Linked DNA regions of Homo sapiens: region 1 is linked to region 2. Evidence: read pairs that join two places in POLR2A ChIA-PET (ENCODE). Cell type or tissue: GM12878. All regions are shown on one strand.

Region 1 (2,500 bases), 1.9 Mb after region 2:
CTATGGTCATGTTTTCTTGTCATCTTTGCATTTATCAATTTTTTTATATGTACATTTATGTTCTCTATTGGCTTCATAGGTATAACTGTTTATTTTCTTTACTGGTTGAGCTAGTACTAACAACACACATCCTTCACCTATCAAAGCCTAGTGAGTGTTCATATTGTATCATTTTATATTTCAGGCCTTTCAGTTTCCACTTTTACTTCCAAATTCATGCTGTACTATCTCAACCATAGCATAATTCTATTTACTTGCTTCCTCTTTTGTGCTCTTGTTGCTATGTCTTATATTTCTATGTGTATTATCAATTACAACTTAAAATAGTATTACTTTTGCTTTAAACAACCTTTTAAGGAAATTTCAAAAATAAAAAACACACTGTTCTTTTTAATTCACTCATTTATTTAGCATTTCTTTTATTCTTTATTACTTCCCATATGTTCACGTTTCATCTGGAATTTATTTTCTTCAGCTGGAAGAATCTCTTTTAGCATTTTTTTTTTTTTTTTTTTTTTTTGCAGTGTAGATGGGCTGGTAACAAATAAATAATATTTTACCTCTATATAGTATTCTGGACTGAAACTTTTTTCTTTCAGAATTTTAAAGAAGTTGCTTCATTGTCTTCTGTCCCTTGATGTACAGGCATAGCTCGTTTTATTGTTCTTTATAGATATTTTGCTCCTTCCAAATTGAAGGTTTGTGACCACCCTGTGTTGAAGAAGTCTATCAATGCCATTTTCCCAAAAGCATGTGCTCATTTTGTGTCTCTGTGTCACACTTTGGTAATTCATGCACCATTTCAAACTTTTTCATTGTTATTGTATTGTATCTGTTATGTATCTGTGATCAGTGATCTTTGACGTTACTATTGTTTTGAGGCACCACAATCTTGCCCATATAGGATGGCAACTTTAATTGACAAACGTATGTGTGTTCTGCTTACTCCACTGACTGGCCACTCCTCTGCCTTTCCCCTTTCTTTGGGCTTCCCTATTCTGTGAGACACAATATTGCAATTAGACCAATTAATGGTCTCTAAGTGTTCAAGTGAAAAGGAGAGTTGCGCATCTCTGACTTTAAATCAAAAGCTAGAAATGATTAAACATAGTAAGGAAGGCATGTTGAAAGCTGAAATAAGCCAAAAAGCAGGCCTCTTGTGCCAAACATTCAGCCAAGTTGTGAATGCAAAGAAAAAGTTCTTGAAGGAAATTTAAAGTGCTACTCCAGTGAACACACAAAGGATGAGAAAGCAAAACAGCCTTGCTGATATGGAGAAAGTTTAAGTGATCTGGATAGAAAATCAAACCAGCTACAACATTCCCTTAAGTCAAATGTAATCCAGAGCAAGGCCCTAACTCTTTTGATTCTACGAAGGCTGAGGGAGGTGAAGAAGCTGAAGAAGAAGAGTTTGAAACTAGCACAGGTTGGACCATGAGGTTTAAGGAAAAGAAGCTATCTCCATAACGTAAAAGTGCAAGATGAAGCAGCAAGTGCTGATGTAGAAGCTCCAACAAGTTATCCAGAAGATCTAGCGAAGATCATTGATTAAAGTGGCTACACTAAACAACAGATTTTCACCGTAGGTAAAACAGCCTTCTGTTGGAAGATGCCATCTAGGACGTTCACAGCTAGGGAGGAGAAGTCAATGCCTGGCTTCAAAGCTTCAAGGGAAAGGCTGACTCTCTGTTAGGGGCTAATGCAGTTGATGACTAAGTTGAAATCAATGCTCATTTATTATTCCAATAATCCTAAATCACTTAAGAATCATGCTAAATCTACTCTGCCTGTGCTCTATAAATGGAATAACAAAGCCTAGATGAGAGCGTATCTGTTTTCAGCATGGCTTACTGAATATTTTAAGCCCACTGTTGAGACTTACTGCTCAGGAAAGAAAATATTCCTTTGAAAATATTATTGCTCATTGGCAATGCACCTGGTCACCCAAGAGAGCTGATGGAGGTATACAAGGAGATTAATACTGCTTTTATACCTGCTAATAAATCCAGCCTATGAATTAAGAAGTAATTTAAACTTTGAAGTCTTATTAGTTGATAAATACATGTTGGATTTAGGCAAAGCAAGTTGAAAACTTTCTGGAAAGAATTCTGCATTCTAGATGCCATTAAAAACATTTCTAAATCATAGACTGAGGTCAAAATATCAACATGAATAGGAGTTTGGAAGAATTTGATTCCAACCTCATGAATAACTAAACACTTTAGTAGAGGAAGTGACTGCAGATGCCAGCAAGAAATTAGAATTAGGAGTGAAGACTGAAGATGTGACTGAATTGCTGTCATCTTGTGATAAAACTTGAATGGGTGAGGAGTTGCTTCTTATGGATGAGCTAAGAAAGTGGTTCCTTCAGATGGAATCTATTCCTGTTGAAGACGCTGTGAACGTTGCTGAAATGACAACCAAAAATTTAGAATATTACATACTCTTAGTTGACAAAGCAGCAGCAGGTTTTGAGAGGATTGACTCCAATTTTGAAAGA
Region 2 (2,500 bases):
ATAAAATCTAGATTTCTCACTCTGCTGCATGACTTCAGAATTACTTAACCTCTCTGCATCTCATAATCTTCATGTGTAAGATGGAGAATATAATTATTCTACTTTGTAGGTTATTGTAAATCCTCAATGAGTTAATGCAGGTAATGGGTTTGGAACAGTATCTACTACAATATATAATAAATTAATGTTAGCTGTGATGATGATGATGAAAAAACTAAGATTTACAAAAAAATTAAGTAAGCTGCTCACAGTCACACCTTCTGAGCTTGGAAATGGAACCAAGTCTGCCCAAGTATAAATCCTGTGATTTATCCACTACACTGTCTCTGCAAAGCATGTGGTTGAGAATGAAGGCAGGAAAATAAAAACATATGGCTAATTCTCCCAGGACACCATCTTTCATGTCAGATGAGAAGAGCATTAAATAAATCACAGAGCACAAAAAGAAGACATACAAAGCTCTTGGCCAGTGTGGAGCAAAAGTAATGATCATTCTCTTCTCTGGTACTTTAACTGTGAGTATATCTCCCCAAAAACGCTTCTGCAAATGTTTGAGTATAGACTTTTTTTTTTTTGAGACGGAGTTTCGCTCCTGTTGCCTAGGCTGGAGTGCAATGGTGCGATCTTGGCTCACCACAACCTCCGCCTCCTAGGTTCAAGTGATTCTCCTGCCTCAGCCTCCCTAGTAGCTGGGATTATAGGCATGTGCCACCACACCTGGCTAATTTTGTATTTTTAGTAGAGACGGGGTTTCTCCATGTTGGTCAAGCTGGTCTCGAACTCCCAACCTCAGGTGATCCGCCTGCCTCAGCCTAAGTCCTGGGATTACAGGCATGAGCCACCATGCCCAGCCAATACAGATCTAACTCCGTCTCTGCAGCCTATATACAAACAGAATGGTAGCAACTCCTACAAAGCTAATTATGGATAAACGTAACCATTTCACTCAAGCTGACCTCATGACTTTGGGTGTTTTTTAAAAATCTTTATTTCTAACTAATGTTTTCATGGGAAAGAGATCATAGTATTTTAGCTATAAGTTTCTTTATTATTAAATTGCAGACTTCTACAGATAGATGGAGAATACCTAAATAAACAAAGTCAAACTCCATTTGATAAATAAGAAAACTGCGATGGGGGAGGTTAGATGACTTGGCCTGAAAGTCCCCCAACCATGCAGCAGTACCACAGTACAGTCTCTTCCCTGCTTTGGACAGTCCTTAACTGGGATTTAGGAGTCCTAGATCCCTGCGTTCACAGGACACCTTGCTTTTACCAGTCATGACAGCTAGAAGAGATGCTTCACTTATCCAAGCTTCTGCTTCTTCATTAGACAGTAATGCCTGCCCTGGCTTCTCTGCCTAGTTATAGAATGTGTAAGTCAACCTAGAAAATGGGAAGTGGGCTCTACTGCTGAAAAGCAGCTAAGGATCTGTAAACAAATACTTAAAGCTACTGAAGCCATTCTAAATTTAAATCCTTTCGTAAACAAGGATGCCTTTGACAATGAAAAGAATTACTTCCTCAAAATCAGATTGAGAAATACAGAATTTTGTGTACCTTGCATGTGTTGAGGTGGTTTTTACACGGGAGATGAGCATGGGTGAGTTTGTTTGGTCAGTTGTTTGATTGGTTGGTTGGCTGCTTGATGGGTTAGTTTTCATCTGAGGATATTTCTTAGGATAGAACAAGGGAGATCTGCCCTCCCCTGCAAATCCAACAAAATGCTGGAAGAGCACTTGTTGGACCAGAAACATTTTTAACTTTTGTATCTGCTTCTTGGCTCTCAAACTCTTCTAATCTAATGATCCCTCCTGTGATCAAGAACTCTTTATATATAAAATATCTGAACCACACAAATTCTACAAAACACAATATTGCACCTCTCATACAGATTTTAGGAGCCTTCCGCAAAGTCATAATATACAAACTCACTGATCTTGCCTTCCAGCAACTATACTATAGATGGAGATATGCCAATCAGGTGCCTAAATTTATCATTTGTATTTTAAAAACCCCAGAAGGCCAGGTGCGGTGGCTCATGCCTGTAATCCCAGCACTTTGGGAGGCCGAGGCGGGCAGATCACAAGGTCAGGAGATTGAGACCATCCTGGCTAACATGGTGAAAACATGTCTCTACTAAATAAAATACAAAAAAATTAGCCAGGCATGCTGGCAGGTGGCTGTAGTCCCAGCTACTCGGGAGGCTGAGGCAGGAGAATGGCATGAACCCGGCAGGCAGAGCTTGCAGTGAGCCGAGATCGTGCCACTGCACTCCAGCCTGGGTGACAGAGTGAGACTCCATCACAAAAAAAAAAAAAAAAAAAAAACCCAGAAAACTAAAGTCAACATATAATTTTGTGTAATTGGGCTTAATACATGCTGCTTGGATTTCTTACGTACACAAACAACTTTCTTACACCAAGAAATATTAAGTGGATTGGTATAAGAATTAAAAACTAAAATGATTGCATACGGCAGGAAGCAGATACCATTCCCC

Evidence for each region. ChIA-PET counts read pairs that join two places held together with the same protein. Peaks named below come from ENCODE experiments on the same cell type or tissue, not always from the same donor. Only the 100,000 strongest peaks of a DNase experiment are listed, where the experiment ranks them.
Region 1: POLR2A ChIA-PET joins it to region 2 with 5 read pairs; 2 of 35 experiments call an interaction of 5 or more read pairs at or near these places.

The regions. Positions count from the first base shown.
Region 1 is chr9:82,853,672-82,856,171 of GRCh38, reverse strand. No RefSeq gene overlaps it. Among named protein-coding and RNA genes, the nearest start is that of RASEF, 210 kb to the left of the region's middle. In GM12878, no CTCF peak of the experiment used is centred here; no DNase peak of the experiment used is centred here.
Region 2 is chr9:84,747,304-84,749,803 of GRCh38, reverse strand. All of the region lies in intron 11 of NTRK2 (neurotrophic receptor tyrosine kinase 2), which reads right to left. Among named protein-coding and RNA genes, the nearest start is that of NTRK2, 79 kb to the right of the region's middle. In GM12878, no CTCF peak of the experiment used is centred here; a DNase peak (open chromatin) is centred at 1,503; H3K27ac peaks cover 1,798 bases.